Regions from separate parts of the Mus musculus genome. Here region 1 is linked to region 2. A link is a loop called in an ENCODE intact Hi-C map of the cell type or tissue named here. Cell type or tissue: heart. All regions are shown on one strand. Each heading gives the region's core, and the rest is flanking DNA. Links, peaks and the distances in the headings are about the cores only.

Region 1 (8,688 bases), core at 2,071-7,070, 290 kb after region 2:
GGAGGAAGTCTCCTAAGAGGAGGTAGGCAGGAAGCAGAACACCTCTTACTAGACCACAGGAACACCAAGTCATGTGATAGCTAAAGTGTTTCATGGGTCCTTCCTGGGCCCTAGAATCAGCCCTCTAAGGAAGGGAACGTGTTGTGTTCGAAAGAAGCACACTGTGCAGAGACCAGTAAACCCAGGTTTATTGTAGACAATTCAACGACTCACATCAGCCAAGCTGTAGATTCGGTTCAGGTATCTACCTTCAAGAAACGGGTAGTCCAGGGTTATCCGGCTCTAAAGAAAAATAATTTGGTTGCTATATGTGTATGCATGTTTTGCTTACATGTATGTGTGTGTATGTACCACACGTGTGCCAGTACCTGCAGAGCAACGAGGGCAGCAGATCCCGTGGAACTGGAGTCATAGATGCCTGTGAGCTGTCATGGGAGTGCTGGAAACTGAGCTCAGCTCCTTGGCCATAGCAGCAAGTGCTCTTAACCTCCACAAGCCATCTCTAGCACTTACAGTCTACATCTCAACATCATGATAAAGGACCTCTTATGTTAAACTGGAATTATAAAAAAGTACTGTTGGAGATTTAGATAATTCCAAACACATGAAGATTAGTTTAGCTGAAGTGCACTCAACTACAAGTCCTTGTGGTATTTTTTTTTCAAGTAATCAAAGCAAGTATATGTTTGATGGTTTGTACACATTTAATTAGTTCTCAAAATTCCAGTACATCAGCACTGTGAAAATGGGTAAGTTTGGCCTAAATCTGATGCCATACTTGGATAATCAGTTTTGGCTCAAAGCCGTCTTTACACATAGTGAATTTTAGTTTAAATGTTCTTGAGAACAAATTATATCTCTTAACTTAAGAATGTAGATCATTTAAACTGAGCAACAGATTCCCTTCCAATCACAGCATCCCATCCCCAGCATGTAACAAGCAAGCAACTGAGTCTCAACCCATTGCAACATTTGATCTTCAGCCAGTCACAAGCTGCAAACTGATCTGATGTGTCTATATAAGGAAAATGCCAACTGCAGCCACTCATGTCACTTTTCTGCCTATAAATACAACCTGCACTTCTGACGGAAAGGGACATTTTGAACCTTCTTGGATGGCTGCCCAGCTCTAGAACCTTTTTTTTTTCTCGTTCAAATAAACTTTGTGGAAACTAACTTGGGTCTCAGTTTTTCTTTTAAAGATACCGTTACTTGTGGGAACCAGTTTTGTTTTTTCAAAGGGATCCAGTAAATTGAGTTGAGAAAAAGAGACTAGAAGAAATTTATTTCATTGTTTATAAAGCACTATGAGGACATGAAAGCTGGGCTCTGTTTGTTAAGGCCTTGCTGTGACATGTTACACATAACAGAAGGTAGCTCTGTGTGTGTGTGTGTGTGTGTGTGTGTGTGTGTGTGTGTGTGTGTGTGTGTGTGTGTGTGTGTGCCATGCCCACAGAGGCCAGAAGAGCATGTCAAATCCCCCAGAACTGGAGTTACAGGTAGCTATGAGCTTTCTGATGTGGAGAGCAGGGATGAACCTTAGGCCTCTGGACCTGAGCAGTACCTTCAACTGCAGAGCCATCCCTCCAGCCCCTCTTTCTGACTTTAAAACAACACTATTATGAATCCATTCAGTCACATTCATGTCTTTAGGAAAAGTGCATTGAGTGAACTGTGTTTGGGAAACCACTCAAATATGTCAGTGAAAAAAAATGACAGAGACTCCTGCTATCTTATACTCCACCAGCTTATATTTCAGTGGGATGAGAACAGGTAAAAATGCCTGACCAACACAACAAATAAATTGCTAGAAGGTTCTACCACAAACAAAATTGATAATTCCTTTCCATTCTATTCCACATTCTCACCGAGGGTAAACTTTCCCTCAGCAGGAAGAATCTACATCTAATAATTCTTAAAAAGAAACCAAGAGTGACCTTTTAAAATCCTTAGTCACTGAGTGAAGGGCTCATGCACAAGGGGGACATAGGTAATATTATAAAAGGCAGATTATCCCAAGTGTTTTTATAAAAAGCATTACAAAGGTTTCAGAATACTCAGGGGAAAGATTTTTTTTTTTTACTTAAATAAATGAGATGACAAGAAATGAGGAAATGGAATATTCCGTCAGAGAAAGGAAGTGCTCGTTTTAAAGAGCTTAAATAATAGATGTGACAAGTTTCACTTAAAGAAAATATTTCAACTGTGTAATAAAAATACATTTCCCAAGTTGAAACTATGTGTTAAAAAATCTGGCTGATTTCAAACCTCAAAGAATAAGAGCTCTGAGCTTTGACTGGCCCAAAAGGAATATTTACGTAAGGTTTGTCGGCCGCCTGTGTCCATGTTTTAAGATTATTTACTTTTGCTCACGCATGTCGTCCTTCACAGTTGACATCACTCAGGAACTGTGTTTTTGTGACGCATAAATTAATTAAAGTTTAATTTTCTTAGATTAGAGGTTATTTCACGTACTAAGTGAAATCACTTTTGAAATACAGGGGAATATTAGGTAAAGATGGAGGCTGTGTCACAATTGCCAATCAAACCAAGGGTTGACAAGAATAAATCATAAATATAACACTCAGCAGTCAAGGCTCCCTTGTTAGGTTAATATTTTCTTAAGGGCTCTAAGAAAAGGTTAATTCACCCTTATTCTCCAAAGAAACGAGTCTCACCTAATTTTTTAAGCAGCAGATGTCCAAACAAGGAACATCAGTATAGCAAGGATGGAGAAAAGCAAATGCACACTGAGGAAGAACAGAAAGATCTTTGCAACTCCAAGAGTTCGTAGGTAAAGCAACAGATACTGGACCAGTTAAAAGAAGGAACCTGAGTACTGCAGGTCACTTCTGTATGATGCTTCCCAAACTTACAAGTGTTTATCATACACCACACCTTTTCAAACTCAAAACAATTCTCTACCTTCATTCATCATTGATTATCTATTAGTCACTATGATTCATGAAAGAGACACAGTGAGTCCCCACCATTGCCTGTGGCTAAGTGTTTTTACAGTTGTTTAAAATTCTTCCTAAGATAGAAAGAAACATCAGAGTACTCATGAAATAAATAACACCAGATAGGTCTACTAAGGCTGATTTTCTTTTTTAAAACATTTAAGAAAGTTTTAGAAAATCAATCAATCTTCTTAGTGTTCATTGAGTTTCTTTTCTTTGTTCATTTTTTAAGTGTGTGTGTTGCATATTATGCTAACTGTTTGGGCCAAAATTCAATGGCCTGATCCTTACCCTCAAGAAGTTCATGACTGAGGTAAAAGGCAGAGAAAGTGACCAAAGTATAATAGAATAATGCAATGTGTGAATCCATCAGTCAGGGTTCTCTAGAGGAACAGAACTGGGAGGGTACATGCGTGCCTGCATGTGTGTGTGCATGCATACATGAGTGAGTGTGTGTGTGTGTGTGTGTGTGTGTGTGTGTGTGTGTGTGTGTGTGTCGGTGTGTCTGTGTATGTGTGTCTGTATGTATGCATGCACATATGTGTGTGCATGCGTGTGTATGTGTATATGCAAGTGTGTGTGCGTGTGTGTGTGTGTGTGAGTGTGTGTGTGTGAGTGTGTGTGTGTGTGTGAGTGTGTGTGTGTGAGTGTGTGTGTGTGTGTGTGTGTGTGTGAGAGAGAGAGAGAGAGATTTATCAGAATGGATACCATACAACTATTCTAATGGATAATAACCCAACTGTTCTAACAATGATTGTCTCCTGATGGAAAGTTGAAGAATCCTATATCTGTCCTGGCTATGAAGTTGGATGTCTCTGCTGGTCTTCAGTATATGTTGGAATCCCAAAGAAGTAGGTTTTAAAACCAGACAAGGAACGAACTTCCCAGGAAAAGTGAGGGCAAGAAGGCTAAGAGCAAAAGCTCCCTTCTTCCACATCGTTTTATGTAGACTGCCACCAGCAGGTGCAGGCCACCTCAAAAGATCTCAGCTTAGGGTCAGTCTTCCCACGTCACATGATTCAATCAAGAAAAATCTCTCCAAGGTATATCCAGTCACTTGGGTTTGGTTAGTTCCAGATGTAGTCAAGCTAACAACAACGAATAGTATAGGAATACAATATAGAAAATTATTTATTATGTCACAAAATTCTAGATATTTTCAGAAGAAGGACACCTCCCCCCCCCGCAGGCAAGGGCATCTACAAGTGGAAAAATAACACATGTAAAATGTAAAATAAAAGAAACAAATTGTATTTAGAAACTATAGATTTGAAGTACTCAGTGTAAACTATATATTTGCGTACAGAGAGAGATGAAGTTGAAAACACAGATGAGAGTGTATGAAAAGGCTTTGTAATGCATAAAGTATTTACATTTCTCCAAATAGTTGATTAGATAGTAGCCAAAATTTTGAGGCTAGGAATTGCTAACCTATTTATACACTAAAAAACAATTTAGATTATGAACTGTGGAAAGAGAATCAAGGAGATTATCGGAAAGTGACTGTAGGGTTTGTAGAGATGGCTCAGTTGTTAAGAGCACTTGCTATTCTTGCAGAGGACCTAAGTATGGTTCTTAGCACCCTTACTGGGGGCTCGCCATGCCCTATGACTCTAATGCTAGGATTCTAAAGCCCTTTCCTAGCCTACTATAGTACTTAGTTGCACATATGCACACAAACATAGATACATACATCTACACAGAATTATAAATATTTTTTAAAGATTTATTTATTTATTTGTATGAGTACCCTGTTGCTGTCTCGAGACATACCAGAAGAGGGTATCAGATCTCATTACAAATGGTTGTGAGCCACCATGTGGTTGCTGGGAATTGAACTCAGGACCTCTGGAAGAGCAGCCAGTCAGTGCTCTTAACCACTGAGCCATCTCTCCAGCCCTGTTTTTTTTTTTAAGATTTAAATTATAAATATTTTTAAAGAGGCTGTAATGTTGAAGATCATTGCCTGAAAAATGAGATACATTTTAATGTCATGGTCTTAGTTGGTCCCTATAAGAGCATGGCTGATATTCTGGTGGTGGGGACAGGAAAACTGATCATTTGGACCTGAGTTATGTAGGACATTAAAGGAGCTATTTAACATGAGATACATGACTTAAAAGAGGGAGGCCTTATCCATTCCAATACTGGTTGTGAGAGCACTAAAAATAAAACCGTTTTCAAAGAAAAACTTAAAGTTTATAGTTTTACTTATAAAAAAATTATTATGCATTGTCCAAGTAGATAAAAAATGATAATTTTCTGCTTGGCCTAGTTGGCTTGAGTTCTACAAGTTAGAAAAGAGATTAATAAACTGACAACTGAATTTATAGCTTTTAACATGTGCTTGACCTAAGTTGCTTGGGCTAATGACCTCACCTTTTTGGACTGGACTCTCACCCAGTTCCTGAACCCCAGAGGGTTGACAGCTTGCACAACATTTTTTTCCAGTCTTCTCTGTTGGGATGTTACCATGTGTTTTTTTTCCCTCTGTTACTCTCAAGAGTTTTATTCCAACTTCTGTCACTAATAGCTCAGTTGCTTGACTGAGATATTCCTAGCTATTGTCTCAGAAGCTATTGGAAGTACAGAAAAGACAAGGTGAATAAGGACCCTGATATAGCTGTCTCTTGTGAGGCTATGCCGGGGCCTAGCAAACACAGAAGTGGATGCTCATAGTCAGCTATTGGATGGAACACAGGGCCCCCAATGGAGGAGCTAGAGAAAGTACCCAAGGAGCTAAAGGGAACTGCAACCCTATAGGTGGAACAACAATATGAACTAACCAGTACCCCGGAGCTCTTGACTCTAGCTGCATATGTATCAAAAGATGGCCTTGTCAGCCATCATTGGAAAGAGAGGCCCATCGGTCTTGCAAACTATATGCCTCGGTACAGGGGAGCGCCAGGGCCAAGAAGTGGGAGTGGGTGGGTAGGGGAGTGGGGGGGAGGGTATGGGGCCTTTTGGGATAGCATTGGAAATGTAAATGAGGAAAATACCTAATTTAAAAAAAAGAATTATTCCTGGGTTTGGGATGGGTACTGTTCAGTGATAAAGCAGGAAAGATTGTGGAAAATATCCTGATCCCTAGAACATATATGACTGTGAGGAGCCGCCCTCACATTTGCCATTATAAGATGGCGCTGACAGCTGTGTTCTAAGTGGTAAACATAATCTGCACACGTGCAGGGGCAGTTTTCCCGCCATGTGTTCTGCCTTTCTCGTGATGACAACTGGGCCGATGGGCTGCAGCCAATCAGGGAGTAATACGTCCTAGGCGGAGGATAATTCTCCTTAAAAGGGACGGGGTTTTGCCATTCTTTCTCTCTCTCTTGTTCTTGCTTTTTCTCTCTCTCTCTTGCTTTCTTGTTCTTGTTCTTTTTCTTGCTCTTGCTCTTGCTCTCTTGCTCTCTGGCTCCTGAAGATGTAAGCAGAAGATTCCGGTTTGTTGTGTTCTTCTTGGCCAGTCGCGAGAACGCGTGTAAGATATGACTGCTGGGAGGGTATGGTGGACCACCGGTAATTCTAGACTTGGAAAGCAAAGATGGAGCCCCAGCATAAGCTTACTCTAGAGACTAGTTATGCCCACGATTTCTAGGTTTGATGGAGAGGTATATATGCACATATGCTTCTACATACCTGTGTCCATACATACATATGCATATCACAAAGAGACACATATATGCATGTGTATGTGCAAAAATGGGGGGAAATAATTCTTTTAGATTCCCTAAAGTAAATCTCTGAAGCTGCACGGGCACACCCACCACACAACTGAAGCAACAACGCTCCTGCTGCAGTGCTCGCAGACACTTGGAAAATTGTTTCCTCTGTGTACTGGAATCACACTGTAGGGCAGCCGAGCTTTCTGAAAACATTGAAAATTAGAACTAGTTACTCTAAAGCTCACTGATGAAACTGAAAGCAATTGGAGGCAAAAGCCCACATGAAAGCTGCTGGATTTGGCCATCTGTGTTCCTTCAACCGCAAGTGATACACTCACGCACAGACTCACATAAAAATAAAGCTTGAAGATGTTAACATGTAAAGATGTGTATAATAGACCTAGTTTCTGGATATTAGCACAATGATGACATTATTTTTATTTATTAGCTCTTTTTTTGTCTTCTATGCTATTTCTGGCGTGTATAAATACCTGTTACATGGAGACATCGAATATCTGTTGAATAAACAAATGCAAGAAGCATTAAGACTTCAAACTACAGCACCAAGTTCGTGACTTCATTGTGTGTGTAAAAAAAAAAAAACAGCGAAAATGCACAACATTGAAAGTTGGAGTTTTATCATTTCTTAGGCACTAATCCACATTCCCTATATAGGAAATGCTAAACAGGAAGTCATGTCCCAAATTGAGCTAGCCTGGGCAAGTCCAAGAAGAAAGGGGCTATGGGAAGAAAAACAAGTGTGAATATCAACAGGAAAGGATAGATAACTAGTGAGCACACAGAGCTTTAACCCATCACAGAGAAGCTAGCTATGGCCTGAGTGCAGCAGTCATTGTGTCCTGTTTCCTAAGGTCCTCCCACAGCTGTACACTCCTGTGTAGTCTGACTGGGGGAGCTATGAGTCAGGTGTCCTACCCCACAGTCTTAGTCTTAACTACAGATGTTTGAGAATGGAAAGTCCTCCCGTTCTTGGTGTCTGAAGACAGCCCTGCTGGGATACACCCCACCCCTAAACCTTGAATCACTTATTTTATGAAGAGGGTGTAAACAATTCTGTTCTGCACTGTAACAAAAGCTAGATCTCCTTGTGAAAATTTGCTGATGATGTCTGGCCAGATGGCTTTTACATCCTGCATTTCCGCCCTGTGCTGAGCTTTGATGATCCTCAGCTGCACAGGCCCCATGGTCTGCTTAACTTTTTCCCAGAGTGCTGTCAGCTGGGAAAAATGATTCCTTGTGGATTAAACACTGGACGAGTTATTTTATATAATTGTGTCCAGAGAGCAAATTTAAATGAACAAGAATAATGACTGAGCAAACCTTCATAAAGTTCAAATTTAGCATAGGATGACATGTTTTATATTTGTTGTTGTTCTTGCTGCTGCTGCTACTGCTGCTCAATGCCTTCTGCCAGTAGGATGGCTCAGTGGGTAACTGCACTTGCGGCCAAGCCTGATGACCCGAGCATCTGAATTCTATCCCTGGGAACCACATGATGGAAGGAGAGAACCAAAGCCCATAAGTTATCCTCTGACCTCCATACATCTAACATAGGACTCAGGCACACATGTGCTTGCACATGCACACACACACAAAACACAAAATTTAAGTTTTTAAAATTTCTCATCAAAAACTTGTGATTAAAGATAGTAAATATTTTATTTATTATAAATAAATATATGAAAACAAATATATTTTGTATGTATCCATAGGTCATACATGTGTTAGTTGGATAGGTGTTCTGCTTACATATATTTCCATGTGCCACTTGCATGCCTGGTGCCCATGAAGGACAGAAGAGGGCATTGGATTCCCTGGAAAAGTTATGGAATGAGGGTGCCATGAGGGTGCTAGGAATCAAATCTCAGTCTTCTGGGAAAGTTGCAAGCACTCTTAACAGCTGATCTATCACTCTAGCCCTAATATTTATTATCTTTATATTATGCATCATTAACAATAATTACTGATAGCTGACCTGTTTTATATATTCAATTAATGAATATGTATTGTTCATATGTAAATCTATCAACATAAGCGATTAA
Region 2 (5,000 bases), core at 1-5,000:
TGTGTTAAGGACTCAGTCTGCAGCATTGGAGGCTGGACCTTTAAAGGTAGGGCCTGCTTCCAAGTGATCAGATCAGTGGCACTGTTCCTTTGCAGGGCATATTAGGATATTAGCACTTGCCTTCCCTCTCTCCCTTCTCTCTGTCCTAGAGCTACAAGGTGATCAGGCTCCTCTGCCCTGATGTACTATGACTCCAAAGTCCCAAAGAAAACACAGATGGGAACCCTTGAAAGCCAGAGGCTAATAATCCTTATTGATATCAGGTACTTTGTCAGGATGATGGAAAGTAGACTCATAAGCCACTATATAAAATTGTAATTAATATACTACTAATACATTGAACAAAATATAAAGCTCAGTATATAGCTCAAGGTGAAAGCATCTGCCCAGGAAACATGAATATGTATGTGTATGCAAACACACAGATATACATATACACACACATATAAACACAAAAATACAAACATGCACACATACACATATATACTTACATGCTCACATGTACACACACACATTTATACATGCATACACATATAAGTACACACACATTCACACATTTACTCACATATACATACATTTATTTACTCACATACATACACACATTTACTCACAAACACATACACACACATATATATATATACACACACATGCATGCATATATGGACACATATATACAGATATACACATACACACATGCATCATGCACTCACACGTGTACACATATACACATACATATATACATTTACACATACACATATACACACAAAAACACACATACACAAACAACATACACATACATGCACATTCACACAGAGAAATGTAAAAGATTTGAATACATCCAATTGTTATTACGATGCTATCTACTTTAAAATCTATAACTCTTGTTAATTCTGAAGACAACAAACAGAACAGGTCTGACAGCCATTGTAAGAATCCCATGTAAATGTCAGATGAGATTTGTTCAATTTGAAGTTCTCAGTATGAATCTCCATGCAGGTATAGTATAACTTCACTCTGACTTTGGCCTTTTCCACCCAATGCCGTCCGTGCAGGGCTCATCCCAACTCACTCTTAGTATTTACATTCAAGGTCATGTCCATCAGGCCCTAAAGTACTCTGCGGTTAAGCATGCAAATTTGACATGTTCAAAGCCCAGTTCTCAGTAACCCTGGCTGGGCCTCTCTTCTCATGCCCTCTGAATCCATTTCAGCATGTAAGTCCTCTGAGGAGACCTGAAGCCAAAGGGAGTGGGGTCTGACCTGGGTGAAGGGGCTTCGTGCGGCTTTATGCTGGCACTGCGGTCCCTCCGCACTGGCGCAGGCTCCAAGGTGGGCAGACCTGTGGCAGAGGTGGTAGTTGTCCAAGTTGACGAGACTCTTCTCAGTAAGCCTGGAGGCAAACTTCTTCTCAGGCGCTGGAAGGAAGATTCACTTTATCAGAGACCACACTTTAGGCCATCAAATTTTATGTAAAACAGCGGGTGGAAGTGAGGAAAAGGGAAGCAGGTGTTGAACAATACAGGCTGAATTTCATCTATTCCTATCCCGGAACACTGAAAGAGAAATTCAAAAGTTGAGTGACAGTGGTAACAGTAAGCCATGTCTACTGTCCCCTGGGGAATCTCAGGCAGTGAGTGTGAGAAGCAAACTGGCTACATAGCAAGTACTAGAATCCCAGGGCTACACCAGAAGGTTCTGTCTCAAGACATCACAGAAGTGGCAGGAAGGAAACCTGAGACGGTGGAAAGATTAGCAAAGACCACACACACCACCTCATGCCGCACCTACCTTGGAAATGGCCTGCTTGTCTTTCTCCAAGCCTTCCTCAGAGTCCGAGCAGGTATAGTTCTCACTGAAGGTCACGGTGGGGTTCACTCTGGGCTTGTGGATGGCCTGGAAGGTGAGCTGGGTGCTGAGCAAGTTGCTTACGGCCCTCAAGGATGTACACACATTCGGGGGCAGAGAAGGGTCGGCCAGGAGGTCGGTAATGAGGCCATGGGCCTCACCCATCACAGCAATATCCACAGTGATGCTGGTTCCTGACTGGAACACCAAAGCAAGACGTCAGGGTAGGTGAGTATGTGGGGGTGAAGTGAGCTAATTTGGAGCTTTATGAACAAAAAACACACTGCTGTCAGGTATGGAGGTACACATCTACAAACTGGAAGTACTGGCAGCTGAGGCAAGAAGATCTAGGGACAACCTAGGCTGTGTAGAGTAAGAGAAGACCCTGTGTTACCTCTGTACTCAATTTGAAGGAAAAGGAAAGCAAATTCAGCTAAGCCCTTCAGAACAACATAGTTCAAGTCACGCGGCTGCTTCAACACTGAAGTCTGCCATGGTTAGTTTTGTAGGTCTCTACTTTTCAAAAGTTTATATCTTTAGAATATTTAATACTGACCCATAAAAGTTACAGATATGGGTTTGAGTGATGGCTCAATAGTTGGGAGCGTTTACTAGTCTTGCAGAGGACCCAAGATCAATTCCCAGAACCCACATGGCAGTTCCTAACCATCTGTGACTCCGTTTGCCTTGGGTCTGATGCCATCTTCTGACCTCTCTGGGTACTTCATGCAGATGGTGCACAGCTGTGGTTCTCAACCTTCCCAATGCTGAGACACTTTAACATAGTTTCTCGTGTTGTGGTGACCCCCTAGTCGTAAAACTATTCCATTACTACTTCCTCGAATTGTAATGTAAATATCTGATATGCAAGATATCTAATAAGCGACACTCAAAAGGGTCACGACCCACAGGTTGAAAACCCCTGGTGCCCATGTATACATGCCCGCAAAACATTCGTACACAGGAAAATAAAACTAAATATTTCAAAAACCATTTCAAACAGAAGTACATATGTAACATATTAGTAGATTGTATATTGTATAAAATTCAAACCTTGGTTAGCACACCTATGCCCTAAAACATTCCTCATTTCTCTGCACTGAAAATGTTCAAAGGCTGGTGGAAACCTATAACACATTCCCTTCTCATACAGCCATCCCACTGTGAAACAGCATGGGGTGGCCTCTTTCTCCATCTGAAGTACCCTGTTCAAAGCTAGAGCTGCAGGAAGAATAGGGCATATATAACCAGACTAAAAACTGTTCTAGGGCTGTGTGCACGCTAGTGGGAGAGCAGTTAGTTGCCTTGCACATTTAAACTCTGGCTTTGAAGCCAGTATAACCACCACCGCATGGCAAATAAACAAAAGATCGGACCAATCAACACTTGATTTTAAAAAGCAGAGAATTTGAAGGGAGAAACATTAAACCTTCCTCACGAAGAGTGCTCTGTTTCAGTACCACTGGAAAATCTCCTTTTGAAAGTAGCACTAATTAATATACAAGAAGATCTTGACTCCAGAGAAGTTTTAACGTAACACTTGAGCAGCCTAGCATGGGGTACGGAGTCAACTAGTTTTCTAGATAGACATGACAAGTTCACGGAGTTTGTTTCCAAATCCATCCTCTGCCTCTCCTGGCTGGTAAGATCAGATTTCAGTTCTGTACTTTGGTGATACCTTCCTTGCATTTTGTTATGTCCATCATGGCATGAGGCTCAAAGAACTGTGTAATCTCTAGCTGCATATCATACTGATTCAGGAGGCAGGTCCTGCATGCAAGTGTTTAGATCCAGGTCTGATTCAATCCAGCACTTTCCAGTACCATGACCGCTACCTTTTAGATCACTAAAATCTCCCACATTTCATTTCTTCAACCTGTGATTTGGGGAATTTGCTTGTGGATATTTTTCCCATGACATAGCTACTCCTTAATTTCACTGTGCTATAAAGAGTCAGGCGTAAAGTCTGAACACCGTGCAGTTTGCACCATTGTGAAGTCATCACCTTCATGTGACGAGAGCCTACCTCTTTAAGGAAAACCCACATGAGCACACAGGTAAAAGGATATATTCCTGAAGCAGACACAATTGAAAGGATGTTTTGAAATAGCAGACATGCCACAGGACTCTTGATGAAGGAGTATAAATGTGACCCCACAGACAGTGGGAGACAGTACCGAGCATTGGTTTGGTTTGCTTCACCTCTCTGTTCCTTGCTAACAACACATTGTGTGTTGGTTTGCCTTACATAGAGTTGTTGAACTCAACTTGTGGTAACGCCACCACTGAGGGAAACTCCTCAAGAACTGCTTATGAGGTTCCTGTGTCAGCTTGTCTCTTCAGAGACCTTGCCTCAGGCCAGTTCTGAAGCCTGGCAGCTTCTTCAGGGTTGAACTACAGCTGCCTGGTGTCTGCCTGCTGAGAGGACTAGACTGCAGCTGTTGGTTCATGCCTAGTGTCTGCCTGCCTGGAGGACTGGTCTGCAGCTGCTGAGTCATTTTTGGTGTTTGCTATAGGAGTGAACTGCTGCCAAAGGTGAGCTCACCGCAAAGAACTACTGCTGAATAGGTCCACTTCCCGGATATCCTAATAACTTTTCTCTTCTACTACCTCTGCTGGTTGGTGGGCCAGAGAAGAGATTGAACCCTTATTAAATGTAGGTTGTAAAAAGATTATGCCTACATACCTATAATGTTAATGCTAAACTATAAAGGTAACTGTAAGAATAAAAAGATTAAACAATTCTGTGTTCACAGTTATAAATCTTGAGTCATGATTGTGGTATAAACAGTAGTATATGTAATAATATAGATAGAAATCTAATAGCCCTAAGGCTTTTCAATAAGAAGCTATTGAAGTTATATGTTGGAGCATCTTTGGGATATATGCCTAGGAGTGGTATTGCTGGGTCCTCAGGTAGTACTATGTCCAATTTCTGAGGAACCACCAGACTGATTTCCAGTGTGGTTGTACCAGCAATGGAGAAGTGTTTCTCTTTCTCCACATCCTTGCCAGCATCTGCTGTCACCTGAGTTTTTCATCTTAACCATTCTAACTGATGTGAGATGGAATCTCCGGGTTGCTTTGATTTGCATTTCCCTGATGACTAAGAATGTTAAACATTTCTTTAGGTGCTTCTCGGCCACTCTATATTCC

Evidence for each region. Hi-C counts contacts between places; a loop is a spot of excess contacts. Peaks named below come from ENCODE experiments on the same cell type or tissue, not always from the same donor. Only the 100,000 strongest peaks of a DNase experiment are listed, where the experiment ranks them.
Region 1: it touches region 2 in a loop (2.3-fold over the local background); 2 of 42 quality-filtered maps call a loop at or near these places.

Annotation. Positions count from the first base shown.
Region 1 is chr6:141,160,906-141,169,593 of GRCm38, reverse strand. No RefSeq gene overlaps it. Among named protein-coding and RNA genes, the nearest start is that of Pde3a, 84 kb to the left of the region's middle. In heart, for the core only: no CTCF peak of the experiment used is centred there; no DNase peak of the experiment used is centred there.
Region 2 is chr6:141,456,098-141,461,097 of GRCm38, reverse strand. Pde3a (phosphodiesterase 3A, cGMP inhibited) reads right to left here. Exons shown (of 16, transcript NM_018779.2): 3 at 1,788-2,042; 4 at 1,260-1,414. Among named protein-coding and RNA genes, the nearest start is that of Slco1c1, 66 kb to the left of the region's middle. In heart, for the core only: a CTCF peak has its summit at 2,546 (motif pointing left); no DNase peak of the experiment used is centred there.